3 separate regions of the Homo sapiens genome follow, and all the other regions are linked to region 1. The links are chromatin loops, found by intact Hi-C in ENCODE. Cell type or tissue: PC-9. All regions are shown on one strand.

Region 1 (5,000 bases):
AGAATTGACTAATTCTCATCAGGAACAGGCAAGATGCTCAAGCGGCCACTCTCTGCTGCAGCCCCCACACTTCTGACTCACAGCAAGCTCCCAGTGCCTCCCTCAGGAGAAAAAAATGTGAAATGTTTTGGCTGGAACTCAATGGCCAAGAATCTCACCACCTGCCATACTTTTTTAGGGAGTGCTATTAATTTGACAATAGTCCTTGTTTTTTTGTTCTCGCACAGACTGTCTGGGTTGCGGAGAAGCTGGCCTGGCAGAAGGAAGTGGGGCTTTTGCAAATAGTTTCCAGCATGGATCCTGTTCTCAGCCTGGCAGCTCCCACACACTGTCTCTCAAAGTAACCCGAAGCAGATATGCTAAGAGACTCCAGCGTTTTCAAATTGTTCTCTTGGCTCACAGGATGAGCTGGAAGCCCTTGAACATATCACCAGGGTTGAGATTGGCAGACATCCCCTCAGAAGATGCTGAGTTCTCTGTTTCACTTGGCCGGGTCACTAGGGGTACTGGCTGAAGTGGAAGCTGCTAGGCAAAAACAGTCCAATGGCCCTGGGTTTTGGCAAAGTCTCTAGAAGGATTTCTTAAATGTTCTGGTTTTAGCAGAGGCCAAATTATCTTTCTGAAGTATGTGCTCCCTTAATATCAAAACTTTCACATTTCATGGGAAATTCAAACCATATGTTTCCGTGCTATTTACCTTTAATGTACTCAAATGCCATCTTGTAAGAGAAGTTTGATTTCAGGAAAAAAATTGAGTCATCAATAAGCCCCCTTTCCTTGAGTCACGAATCAGTATTTTTCTTTTTTCTTTTTTTTTTTTTTTTTTGCAAATTCCCCCAAATCTCCCATGCAAAGAACTCAGGTTGGATCCTAAGTCCTTGGACCAGACATTTCCAGAAGGAACATTTTAAATTCAATTATGTTCTAAACTCTTCATGCTTTCTTTCATCCATATTTACAACCATAAATTGTAGCCACACAGTTACTAGAAGCAAAGAAGCCAAATAGATGTTGAAATGATGACGCTGGCGCTGGAGCGATGTGATTGTAGTCAATGTTTTGTTTTGTTTATTCTTGACTGATAAAGATCATTTCACAGTTTATTTTTAGTCTTGTTCATAGAAATGGCATTGTTCCTTGAGTACAAACGAATTAAATTTGTATTTAGAATTGTCATTTCATTTAAGTGGTACAGAGACTTATGATTTCATGCATTTGGGTAATAAACCAATTTTACCATGGCCCTGCCAGGTGCCAGTCACAGGGGAAGTCACATACATGAGATGTGACCACTGGTGGGAAAACACAAGGTCAAATGGGGAACTGAGTTTCTAATACACAGTCAGAAATGCGCGACCAGTGATTGGGAAAAAGATCAGATGCAGATCCAGATTGATTTACGGAGAGCATGCATGTTTACTGATTGTATAACAATCCAGTGGCTTCTTAAAAGTAAAAACCAGCAGAGATAAGCAGGCCTATCACAAGCTCAGAAAAGACATGTGCAGTGTAGTCACAGCCTTTTAATCAGATGTATAAAGAAACAGCCAAGGTTATGAGCTCTAGAATCAATGCACCTGCATTTGAATCCTAAGTGCAAAATGACAGAATAAGTCAAGAGAAAGGCAGGCCTAGACCCCGGGTTTCCTGACTCTGAAGCCAGTGTTCTTTGACAGTAATAAGCAACATACACCACAATTCCCTCCACCTACTTCATCTCCAGATCTGGACAGTGACCGTTGTACTACATAGTGCTGACTTACTAAGTAAAGTCACCAGTGAAGTTCCTTAGAAACAACAAAGCTTTGAGACATATATTTTTCTAGACATTACCCATTAAACTACAGCAACTAGGTAATCCATTCCATGGTAACATTACCTACAAAAATTGGTTTTTACTCAGTTATCTAGAAAATAAACAACAATAAATCTCCAAGGAGCCTTGGTAGGGAAGCATCTCTGCCTTCTCTTCAGTCTGACTGTGCTTCTCACATTAGGGTGAGGTCAGTCTTGGAATCTGTGGCAGTGAACCTGGTTTTATGCAAATCCAGGCACAAATATGGTACCTCTCCTGGGAGGGTCAATTCTACTGGAAATTTGGAGGGAAACATTATTTTGTATTAGAGACACAGAGACAGCAAAATGCAACATTGCCTGAATTAAAACAAGGCATAGAGCTTACAGTTTTGTTTTAAAACAATAGCTTACATTTATGGAGCCCTTAAATAGAGGAACTTAACATATATTAAGGATTAACATCTATTAACTTAACCTTCAGAGTAACTCAATAAGGAAGATAAAATCGTTGAAGCCAACAAGAATCCAAACTGAGAGAGGCAACAGAAGTTATCCAAGACACGCAGCTCCCAAACGTATAGGGATTCAAATCCAAGACACTCTACCCCAGAACCCATAAATATAACCACTATGTTACATTGCCTCTCACTCTGGTATTTACTGGAAAGACAGTTTTAGCTATGTCACCATAAAGCAAGGGAGTATTCATTCACTCTCTCCTGTTGGCTTTGAGTACACAGTGGAAAATTTTGAGACGCCTTGGATTCTAGCTTCCCCCATGGCTGGTGGCAGTTATATAACATGCACATCAGTAAAACAGCTGAATTGCAAATAGTCTACTAACCTGGAAGGAATGTCTGAATGCCTCCCACACCACAATGGTGCTAATTCAGTTGGGAGAGTTTTGTGGGTTTGCTCTGATTTTATTGAAATAAAGGGTTTGGCTATCATAGTTGGTAACTTGAGTGTGTCTTTTGATCCATGTAGAAATAGCTCATCTAAATGACATTTACATGTTATTCTTAACTGCCTGCGGAATCAGATAATCCTTTCCCCAGAAGGATGTCGGCAGCCTCCATAATTTGTGAAGGAAAAGCATCCGGGAACGAACATGCTGTCAGGCGTGCCTTGAGGCATGATTTCTGGGTTGATGATTCACATACTTTTATAGCTTTGGTTTTTCACGGTCTTTGTTTTTAAAAAGCAATTTGAATGTACGTGAGCTTTATGACTGTGTGTATTCTTAGGGAGGCATTTGAGAGTATTTTTCCCCACATATTTAGGAACTCAGAATGTAATCTGGGAGACAGTAGAATTTGATTTGAGGTTAGAGAGTGCCCAGGTGAATGAGAAGGCTGGAACCTCCTGTTCCAATAGGCCAGCTCTGAACTGTGCCAGGGATAAATAGACCAGGAAAAAATATTGTGTCATAAACCCAGACCTTGACTTTTCACCAAAGGTCTCACCAAATGGCGTAGGGCTGTCTCAGGGCCCGAGTGTTCTGTGCAGGATGTGAAAGTTCAACATGGAAGAATTCCAAAATGTATGACTAGTCTGAAGTCAGAGGAAAAGTACCATGCAGGCTCTGATTCACTTAGAACTCAGGGATCTGTTTGCAAAGGCAGTGGAAGAGACACAGACATTAATGTAAGTAACTCTGCCTCAGGTGTACAAGGGGAGCAGTAAAGGCCACCGCCAGGAGGCCATCAATCTGGCCAGAGCCTTGGTCAGTAGCTTTAGCAACGCATGTGTGTTGATCTGAGACTTACTTGCCTGGCAGCACTCTTCCCATGCCCAGTGTCTCACGTCCAGGTGGTAACTGTCAGTCCTGCCCTCTTGACATTCCTCAAGGCCAGCCTCATTCTACTCCCACACTCTCCATAGAGCCTCCCCATTTCTCTCCTGGATACCTGGAATAGCCTCCCACCTAAGTCCGTGGCTCCCTGCTGAGCCTCACTCTGCAAACTTTCTTATCCCTAGCTTCCAGGGACATCTTTCTAATACACAGTTCTGATTGTGTCTCTGCCCTGTCAATAAAATCTTGGGAAGCATTGCATGACAATAAGGAGTTGTCCTTATTGTCATGGCATGGATCACCCTTGATCCACGATCCTGGGCTTTGCCTCCCTTTGTGCCCCTCTTTCCACACACCACACTCTGTTCCATTGGCGTGCTGGACTCTCAGATTCTGTGCCTTTGCTGATAGCATGTGTTCTCTCTGCCTGTGACATATCTGACCTCACACCCACACTGCTTCTGGCCTGCTGGGTTAACACATTTGTGTTCTCCAAGCCTCAGATATTGTGGCTGCCCCCAGGCCACCTCTGTTGGTTTCTCCAGGGTCTTTACACACCCTCCCCTGTCAACGCAGGCTATCCTGTTGAAACCACCTTTGCAAAAATTATAGTAGTAACAAAATTATGGTAGTAAAAGATCTGATCAAACCCATCCTTATCTTGCCTTTCCCTTAATTATTCCTGGGCTTTTGGGTTAAGCTAACTTTGAGAGACATTTAGTTTATAGTTTAAATGATAATAGGCCTTCCCCCAAACTCAACTACCTCTGTAAAGTGAATGAAAGGGCATCACCTGGGGGAGAAGGGGAATCTGAATTTTGGTAAGGTGTAGACATAGATGATTGCCAGCCATTCCTGCAAATAACTCCACTATTGTAGAACCTAAGATCGGCCAATTGAGCTATCTTTTCAGGTTTTTTGCGTGTCTGACACACATGGCTCTACTTGGGCCCACTGACCCTTGCTCCTATGACCCCCATCCAGAAGCAACTGAGCTCAAGTGGACACTGTTGACCCCCTGTAATTTCATCTCTGCCCCGATTCGGCAGCAAACACCCATTACCTGGCCACCCCCACCCTCTCCCACAGACTGTCTTTGAAAAACCCCTGACCTACGAGCCTTGGATGAGATTGATTTGAGTAGTAACTCTATGTCCCACGTGGTATGGCCAGACTTCCATCCATTAAACTCTTCCTTTACTGCAACGTCATGCTCTTTATTTGTGCAGTGGGCAAGAAGAACCCACTGGACAGTTATACTGTCACTGCCACAACAGAGTGACTCATCTCTGTACCATGTCATTTTTTACCTGACTGTCTCTCCCTCTGCACTATGAGCTCCTCAAGGGCCAAAACAGTGTCTTATGTGCCACTGTGTCCACAACACCTCACATTGGGCCCAACCCTG
Region 2 (5,000 bases), 460 kb after region 1:
GGGGGCACCGGCACTGTCACTTATCATCCGCCCCTCACACCTGCGCTTCACAGGCAGTTCACTCCATTAAGCACAGCGTGTTCTGGATTCTGGTTGATCACAATTTCTGGAGAAACATAAAAGAGCAAGGATGTTAGGATGAACTGCCGCCTCCACTGCTGAGTGGGTCCCAAGTTTGTCTCCGAAACTCACCATTTCCCTTTTCCACCAGCGATACAACATTTCCCTCCCCAGCAGCTGGGAGGTCTGCTGAGCTATGTGGATTTTCCTGAGGGAGATGGTACCCAGATCTTCACCTGGGGCAGCGGGGTGCAGGGAGGGTCTAGCCCCCGGGTTTCTTGTTCTTATTAGGCCATAGCTGCGGAACCTTTCCATTTCCTCTTAGAATTGAGTGTGGGAGTGCCGGGGGTGCCCAAGGGATCACCTGATGCCCAACACATTTCCTCCTGCCCCCACTGTGAAGCATTATGAAAGCAGCAGCTCACTGTTTCCTCGTGATGAGCACGGTTCATTACTCTTTTTTGTTTGTTTCTTTCTTTCTTTTTGAGACAGAGTCTTACTCTGTCACCCAGGCTGGAATGCAATGGCGCAATCTTGGCTCACTGCAACCTCCATCTCCCAGGTTCAAGCAATTCTCCTGCCTCAGCCTCCCGAGTAGCTGGGAATACAGGTACCCACCACCACGCCCAGCTAACTTTTTAGTAGAGACGAGGTTTCACTATGTTGGCCAGGCTGGTCTCAAACTCCTGACCTCAGGTGATCCACCTGCCTCGGCCTCCCAAAGTGCTAGGATTGCAGGCATGAGCTACCATACCTGGCTGGGTTCATTACTCCTACCGAGGTAGTAACTCCTTTCCTTGCCCAGTGATCTATTGGCACATGAACCCAAAATGACCGGGCAGCAACTGCAGCTTTACGTTTAGTGGGCTCTTTACTGTATTCCCTGATGGTATTAATAATTATTTCCCCTCCGGGCACCAAGAGCTTTAGATCCTCAGAGCCTAAAATTGCAGAGACAGACACAAATCCCCACGTGATTGCTCGGGGTGATGGGGAGCAGAGCCACTGCTGCTTCCATTTCGGGGTTCCTGGACCCACCCCTTCCATCTATTCTGCAGCAGGGCTCACTCCAGGGACTACACCTGCTCTGTCTTCTCACTCCCCTTTGCGCAGACTTTGAGAGCAGGGTTCATTTGTATTGCTCTGTGTACATACACTCACTCCCACTGCCCTGCATCAGTAAGGCCACTGATGGAGGAGAAAGGTGCTTTCACATGCCACATATGCCACACCTCTGAGTGGTATGGCTCATTTTCCTCAAGCAAAATATCAGGACCATGGTCCTAATACCTAACACCAGGATGATGGGTCAGGATGTTAAATTGGAGCCAACTCAGGATATCTACAAAAGCAAAATGGCTACTCAATTTGGGTAAAGAGCTGGCAAAGTTAAAAAATATCATAAGCAGTCTATATGTGGTCAGGAAGAAGGGGGACACCGAAGACCAGGATATATAAAGGCTCTGATCCTGGCGGAAATTCAACTTTGGAAATTAGGCTCATTTCTCTGCCAGGCCAGGCTCCCCTTATTTGGAAATCAGGGCAGCGAGATTGTCACCTGGGGTCACAGCAATGCACCAGGTCTCTGTCCCAAGGACCACAGTCTGTCCAGGCTCTGGGAGTGGAGGATGGGCTGGGCAGGGTGTGTGTATGGAATGTGCTAGACAATGGCCAGCTCCCTGGCCACAGCCAACCCTGAATATCCTGCCTTGGCCAGAAGGGTCCTGGAGAGGAAGCAGACACCGAACAATTGGGAAAGGTCTAAAAACCGCAGGAGTCGGCTGAATACAGCCAAGAGGCTGCCCAGTGATGCAATTCATGGGAGACAAAAAAAAAGAAAGAAAGAAAAGGAAAAAAAAAAAAAAAAGAAAGAAAAAAGAGCCCTCCAATCCTACCCAGGAGCATTCATCATTCAGCGTGACCTTCCAGGAATCTGCTGACAGACACAAAGTGTTTTGTGTAACTTTCTGCCTGGGACCTGGAATGACTGACGTGTCCCAGAGAAGGGGCGGAAGGGAGCTGGATGGTGGGGAGACTGGGGGAGGCGGGCAGCCTCGGTTCCCTGCAGGGGATTGTTGGGCACCATCTGCTGGTGGCAAGGGGAACGACACCCCACCTCTGACCCAACAAAGGAAAGCAATGTCTTGGGAAGCAAGTACTGAGGGAGGGCGTCGGGGAGAGGAACACAAACACACTTCTCACCTGCTGAGCCAGAGGCTTCCACAGGTACCTTCTGGTTAGGAAAGAGTTGCTATGCCCATCTTACAGATGGGAAACTGAGGTTCAGGGAGGTGATTAATTTCACCAAGGGTAAGAATGGACGAATTTGTTGCCATTGAATAACCATTCCTTGTTCTGAACTCATTCACAGAGGCTGGAATAGTTCCTGGAACATAAATGCTGGCTGAGTGAATGGCTGAATATGGCTTGAGAAGTAACTTGTGTTTTTGTACTATGCCTGTCTGAACCCAACAAAATAGGAAAAAGTCAATGCAAACCGAGAGTGGTGGCTGCGATTGCAGATGGCTCTCCGGAAACGCCCAGTGCATGACATCCTCCCCGCCTCCTGTTTCATCTGACAAGATTACAAACTACTTCAAAGCCTAGGGTAGGTTTTACTCCTTGTTGACCTCAACCTAGCATTTAGCTGTCCTGGAGGGGCCACAGAAGGAAGAAAGACGATGGAGCTGCATAGGCAGGCACCAGATTTCAAAGAGTCTCAAACCGGTGCAAGGTGACAGGTGACAGGCTACCACTGAAGTTCTGAAGAACCCTTTGCTATTGTGACAGCTTTTCGCCAGCCACCCAGTTGTTTCATGTCTCAGTGGAGGACCCTTATCTTCTCAAAGGTCTAGTGATATTCAGGTACATCAAGCCTTTTCATGCTGAATTCTACCAACATGTCCATCCATCCCGTCCTAATCCCACCCCCCGACACACACACACACACACACACACACACACACATCCTTCCCCCAAACACAGAAACATACCTACACACCAACACTCCTACACACAGGCAAAAACTTCACCAGTCATCAACTGTTACACAGTAAACATCAACATCTCTAAACGCTGAGATAGGTAACATCTTTGAATCCTTGCAATTAATTCCTCCATTATCCATTATTCCTCCATTCTCTCTGACTGGGATGAACATCGCCCTCGGGCAAACTCCCGTTCAACCGTCAAGGCCTATATCCAACATCACCCCACTCTTTGAAACCTTTCCCTACCCCATCACCATTTAGTGTTCCCTTCTCTGACTACCCGGGGAATATGTTTGGAGTTGACAATAACACTTAAAGCATTGTCTTCATGTGTGCATGCTGTTGATGTAAGTAGTAAGAGTTCATTGAATGAATAAATGAACAAATGAACACAGTTTCTTAAAATCCTCTAAGAAAAAGAAAAGGAATTGAGCCAGCTGGAAAGGGAACCTGGCCATCACCAGCCGCTGCAATTCTAGCTTTGGACCCAGGCAGCTCTCAGCCCCTTGGCCTGACCTGGCACCTTTCCACAGATGTGACTGACTGCCCTTCTCAATGTGGGAGGGAAAAGGGAGGCCCCTAACTAATGGAGGGAAATGCACAACTAGTCATCGAGAAAAATTACCTTCAAAAAACAGCAGCATGTCAGAAGCTTTGAGAGCTGAAAGTTTCAACATCCAGCAAATCTCCCCAGACACTTTTAGGCCAGCATTGAACACTCATTTCTTGTTCTCAGGCTCTGACCTGTCTTGGTATTTACCTAGAAAAGATGACTTCCAGACTGCCTGAGAGACATGCACCGTGACTATTGATTAAATGAATGATTTTTAGATGAGAGCATGAAAATAGCCAAAAACCAGTAGTCAATCCACTCATCCAAGATTTTCAGCCTTGTCCCGAGCCCCTAAGTTCTGGATTGGAATGATCCCTCCAGGAAGAAGAAGGACACCAACATTTACTGAGCATCTACTATGCCTCTGCCACTGTAGCTGCACAGCTCGGCTTCAGGGTAGATGTTATCCTTTCCTGACAGATTAGGAAAGAAGCTCAGAGAGGTGAAGTAATGTGCCCAAGGGTACTCAGCTTGTCTGTGGGGCAGCAGGGCTCACTCCGAGGGCATCGAGGCCAGTGCCCTGCCCACTCCACAGCCTCTCCCTGCACACTGAGGGGGCTAGAGACCAGGTAGGAGAGACTACTCACTTCCTTGGGTTATTTTTCTCTAAATTACCCCTTCTCGACTCCTCATCCCATGTGGGAATGATATCAACTCTGAAAAGGGTTTGAGAGAAACTTCTATCTACTGAGAGAGAAACAGCAGAAAGGACAGCAGAACTGGAACCCATTGTTATTCATTCAACAGGCACGTGTGCTGCAAGCCCACTGTGGGCCAGGTGTGGACCGGTGGAGAGTTGATGCAAGGCCTGCCTCCAGCGGGGCTCTGCCCATCCCATCCTTGGCACAGCATGGGAGAACCAACACAGCCCACTCCTTAACTGGGGAACATAATACTAACTAAGCTTGCAACTAGACATGCCACCAGATTTAAGTAGAGCTTGGCAAAGGCAGAAAAGCCAGAAGATCGTATCTTGCTGGCTGTGAAACTAAGTTTCAGGCTAGCAAACCCTTGCTCAGCCTTCCAGAACAGTATTACCATGAAGCGTTCAGAAACACTCATTGCAAAAGCCAAAAATCACCTTATTTGGGGAACATAGAGGCAAGGAAAAATGCTGAGTGTGGATCTTATAGAGAGAATAACTGGCACATCCAAACAGCAAGACCTTCCCTCTGGGAGAGCAGAATCCCCATCAGCAGCAGAGATATTTGCACCTTTATTTCCCATTTATTTATTCATTAACAAAAATGCATAGAGTGACTACCAGGTCCCAGGCCCTGTCCTAGGCACTGGAGCTGCAGCAGGGACAAAATGGACCAAATGTCTCAGCCACACAT
Region 3 (5,000 bases), 140 kb before region 1:
GAATGACTGAGTTAATGTTATCTATAAATAATATCATTTGATATTTTGAATAAAAAAATTTAAGCCCTAAAAGGATTATTATGCTACTTTTATAAGAATTTTTCTATTAACAACCGTATCTGAAATTTGCAGGTTAAAATTTCAAAGTCCTATGACAGTCCTTTTCTGTCATTTCTGGAAACACACTTGCTAAATTAACTTTGAGTTTAAAGTGCCGTCAAGCACCCAAAAAACTGCTATTGCTGGACTGATGCCAAAGGTTCCCAATTTCTAGGTGTCAGGTGTGTTTGGATAGAGGCTTCAGTTCAAGTTTATTTGTTCTATGACAACAATTTTAAAAATCGTACCTATCTCTGAGCCTTCAGGCCTATCACAGACACAAGAAATTCCACATCTTGTGAAAAATGTGTCATTTGCATGGCATTTTCCCTTTGAGAATATGTGTGTGCACTTTCTGTGCCAAAGACAGTAGAAAGTGTAACAGAGCATGTGCTGGGTGAGGGAATGAGCTGCGGCTGAGCAATGCACTTCAACTGCTTGTGGAAACTCTCGACTGGGGATTGTCTGTTTCTTCCCTTTAGATCAACAAAGAAGTATCCAGTTTACTCAAAGTACCAGTGTTGAATCTGTGCAAAACATTGAGTCCTTTGTCTGATTCAAAACCCACATCTCTTGTATTAAGCATGTAATTATGCACCATAATAATGTCTCACGTTTTCCCAAGATTTTATATTTAACCAATTTCATGTCAATTATATCACTGAACACTAATTCCCTTTCCCCATCCTGTCCCATTCTCTTGCACTGCCAACTCTTCCCTCAGAACACATACTCAAGAAGCATGGAATGTTGACCATGTTTGGAGGTTGAGGAAACGGACATTTGCAGAGGGTGAATGATGCCCCAAAGTTAGAGAAACACCAACTAGAGAAGCAACTGTGTAAACAGACTATGAGCTGATGGTTTTGTTTTTAGGGACACAGCTCAAATTCCCTAGGACTGTGCTTTGCTTATAGTACACCATTAGATGGAAGCCCAGCTCTTGCACAGTGATTTCTGGCACCTCTGAGTGTAGAAGTATTTCTCCTTCTTCAATCTCCCTCCATACCTGCCTCCCCAGGCTCCATAAACTTCTCCCTTATGATGCCCTGCCATCTGCTATTTCCAGAATCCACTCACAGATGTGCCTCTTCTACCAATAAACTGTGAGCATGTGAAGGGCAGTGCCCATGGCTGACTCTTCCCTGTATCTGTTGACCCCACCCCAAGTATTAATGTAGGTCCTGGGGCGGAATGATGTTTGATAAGTGAGCATGAAACAGGACCCATTACGGCGAGCAGTTTAAGATGAGGAAAATTAAGAGTTGGAAGGGAACTAATATGTATTGATCCCCTATGCATGCCAGGCTATAGCCTCAGTCCTTTACAGTTATTCTCCACTAATTTCTGACTTCCTATTACCATCCTCATCATAAAGAGGAAGAAAATCCCACTCAGCGAGATTAAGTCATTTGCCAGTCATCAGGATTTGCATCCAGATTGGGCAATTCCCTAATCGGTACTCTTTGTACTAAAAGACAACCCCAGGTGAATTGGCAGGATCCAAAGACTAATCCTATTTATATTCATCACAGGAGCATAATGTACCAAATACCTGAGAAGAAACAGGATAGGAAATTTTCTGTGTGTATTTTATCTGTGCAGGGAGCATTGGGGTCTATTTTCATTGGCTTTATCCCCCTTTTTTTTACTTAAAACTAATAACAACTGAATATTTTCCACTGGCGTATAAATGGATGTCTCAATTGCAAAGGTGCCGACAGCTCAGTCTTACTTAACTTTCAGTTTAGGTATCCACCCTGCATTGCACAATCATCAAATGAGATATGATGCAATTTTTTTTAAACAGACTTTGCAAAACAAGTATTGAGTAACCAGAATCTCTTTTTCCTTGTATGTGCCTAGCAACCTTGCAGGTCTGTTTGACAGGAAAAATTTGCCCTTGGACAGCAATTCAGAAAGATACTTAAAGGCTGAGAAAAGCATGAGGCTCTGGAGTGTCGCAATCAGTGGGTCAGGCTGATTAACCAAAAAGGAAGTGCTTGGGCTCCCCCGTTGCTCCGCCCCTCTCTGTGTAAGGCAGCAGGGTCAGAGAGAGAAGCCAAATTTATCTGACACATTCCTCTGTTTACTTTGTGGACTGTAGAGCTTGGTGAAAAGCTTTCTCAGATATATATATTATATATAATATATATTATATATATTATATATTATATATATATTATATATATATTATATATATTATATATATTATATATATTATATATTATATATATAATATATATATATTATATTATATATATTATATAATATATAATATATTATATATTATATAATATATTATATATATTATATATTATATAATATATATATACACACACACGTACATATATGTATGTGTATATATAGTATATATGTATATATATAGTATATATGTATGTGTATATATAGTATATATATATGTATGTATATATATAGTATATATATTATTGTTAAAAGAATGATGCAACATTGCAGAAATTTTTGAAAAGTGAAAAATTAATCATGCATCATTTCATCACCCCAACAAATGTGTTTTCGGTTTTATTTATTTCCTTCCAGGCGTCCTCCTCATTCATACATATTTTACACACTGGGACAGAATCCAGGAAACACCATCTGCTGAGCACTATTTGGTCAGAAACTGGACTCAATGATTTAGATTTTTAATCAAATTTATTTCTGACAAAATTCCTCCAAGGTCAAAAGATTGTCTCCATTTTACAGATTAAAATGCAACCACTACCTAAGAAAATATTAGTACCTGCCTGAAGTTCCCGGGTCAAGTCATGAATCTGGGATTCAAATACAGTTTTGTTTGCCCACAGAACCAGTGGTTTATTCTACATCGTCACTCAGCTTTATATTTTTCTTATTTACCATTATATATAAGTATGTTATTTTATGATACTCATCTATATTAATATGTTAATATATGTAATCTAAGTACTAATGATGTGTCACCATTTACTCTACAATATTAAGTTTTGGAGCAGATATTAATCTCAGCCTGCAAAAAATCAATTTTGCAAGAATGTAATTGTATTTTCTGTACATGGGCAATATTCATTTCAAACCTCTGTTTTGCTACATGGTAGAAACTTAATCTCATCAATTGGGGACTTACACTCCTGAAACCTGTAAAATTCCAGAGATTGTTTTTGTGTTCCATGTTCTTAATTAGTGCCATGCTTGGGTAAAAAGCCACGCATGTGGCTTTTATGTTTACCTCTCTCCATTGTAACATCCCCTGGGATGGCCTGATACCCTTCCAACTCCTAGTTATCGGTCCTTAAATGCCACTGCGCATCCTCCTTTGCCCGACTGCAAAGCCTGTGCACTTCCGGCTTAAAGTAGCCACTCCTAGGCCTCTCTTCAGAGCAAGAAACAGGAGTAGCAGGACTGAGTGAATTGGTTTTCCACGCCTTCATGGCTCTGGCTTTCCATGGTCTTGCTTTCTCATTAGTTGGATTCCTATTTACAATGGATCTGCTGCATTTCCAAAGAAGACTCTCAGCCACATGCTACAAAGTTATCAGCAGCGGCTGTGATGATTGGGATGAAACGTGGGATGTGTCAAGGCAAGAGAGGACACTCAAGTGGTGGCTCACACCTGTAATCCCAGCACTTTGGGAGGCCGAGGCAGGCGCATCACGAGGTCAGGAGATCGAGACCATCCTGGCTAACCCAGTGAAACCCCGTCTCTACTAAAAATACAAAAAAAAAAAAAAATTAGCCAGGCGTGGTAGCGGGCGCCTGTAGTATGAGCTACTTGGGAGGCTGAAACAGGAGAATGGCGTGAACCCGGGAGGTGGAGCTTGCAGTGAGCTGAGATCACGCCACTGCACTCCAGCCTGGGCAACAGAGCGGGACTCCGTCTCAAAAAAAATAAAATAAAATAAAATAAAAAAGAAAAGAAAAAAAAAGAAGTGTAGCCTCCTTACAGATGACCAGTGAGTGGATGCATTTTATTAGTTCTCTGGAGAAACAGAAACTATAGGATGAAGATGTAGATATATAAAAATGAGATTTATTTTAAGAAATGGCTCTGATGATTGTGGGGGCTTGGAGAGTCCAAAATTTGATAGGGGAAGCTGGCAGGCTGAAAACGGGAAAGAGTTTCAGTTTGAGTCCAAAGACAGTCTTCCAGAGAATTCCTTCTTGCTGGGAGAAGGGAAAGTCAGTCTTATCAGTCTTACATTCTATTCAGTCCTTCAGTTGGTTGGTTGAGGCCCACTTATAAATGTGGAGCACCATGAGCTTTACTCAAAGTCCAGCATTTTAAATCTCACCGAAAACACCCTCACAGAAACATCCAGAATAATGTTCTATGACATATCTGGGCACTGTGACCCAGACAAGTTGACACATAAAATTAACCATTACAGCATCCCTTGCATGAGCTGGCACCATAAACATAAACAGCAAAAAGGGGATACCTCCCCGAGGCCCCCCCGCCGGGACACCTCCCCGAGGCTCCCCCGCCGGGACACCTCCCCGAGGCTTCTCTGCCGGGATAACTCTCCGAGGCCTCTCTGCTGATTATTCTAATCCACCTTCTCAACTTTTTAGGATTACTCCAAGAAAGGGCATTTTCTTTAATTAAAAAAAAGCAAAGCGATAAACAAAAAAAAAATCCTGTATTTACAGCACATTATTTAATTCATTTGAGAAATATTAACAGTTCCAGGCACTATTCATCTCTATAGATTCACAGGTGAATAAAATCCTATTATTTTTGTCTTAAGGAATTGACTTAACGCAAAGATAGAAAACTAAACAAGAAACAAGAAACACTACAATAATTGCTTAAACTGCAATAATCAAAGGTACTAAGGGACTTTTCCATTTTGGTCTTTCATTAATTTTCCTTTACTGGTTTTCAAGTTAATGTTATGCCA

Evidence for each region. A loop is a pair of places that touch in the nucleus more often than their neighbours do. Peaks named below come from ENCODE experiments on the same cell type or tissue, not always from the same donor. Only the 100,000 strongest peaks of a DNase experiment are listed, where the experiment ranks them.
Region 2: it touches region 1 in a loop (11-fold over the local background); 28 of 110 quality-filtered maps call a loop at or near these places.
Region 3: a loop joins it to region 1, with 4 times the contacts of the local background. A loop is called at or near these places in 4 of 110 quality-filtered maps.

Annotation. Positions count from the first base shown.
Region 1 is chr2:12,316,564-12,321,563 of GRCh38, reverse strand. The region is part of intron 4 of MIR3681HG (MIR3681 host gene); the gene reads right to left. Among named protein-coding and RNA genes, the nearest start is that of MIR3681, 120 kb to the right of the region's middle. In PC-9, no CTCF peak of the experiment used is centred here; DNase peaks (open chromatin) are centred at 2,763, 2,953 and 3,283; H3K27ac peaks cover 3,336 bases.
Region 2 is chr2:11,860,956-11,865,955 of GRCh38, reverse strand. LOC105373430 (a long non-coding RNA gene) reads right to left here. Exons shown (of 5, transcript XR_922803.3): 5 at 1-106. Among named protein-coding and RNA genes, the nearest start is that of MIR4262, 26 kb to the right of the region's middle. RefSeq lists a silencer at 2,104-2,153 and an enhancer at 2,424-2,473. In PC-9, CTCF peaks have their summits at 1,943 and 2,153 (motif pointing left); a DNase peak (open chromatin) is centred at 2,015; H3K27ac peaks cover 734 bases.
Region 3 is chr2:12,453,504-12,458,503 of GRCh38, reverse strand. All of the region lies in intron 4 of MIR3681HG (MIR3681 host gene), which reads right to left. The region is part of intron 1 of LOC105373431 (a long non-coding RNA gene); the gene reads left to right. Among named protein-coding and RNA genes, the nearest start is that of MIR3681, 260 kb to the right of the region's middle. In PC-9, no CTCF peak of the experiment used is centred here; a DNase peak (open chromatin) is centred at 1,983; H3K4me3 peaks cover 797 bases; H3K27ac peaks cover 2,497 bases.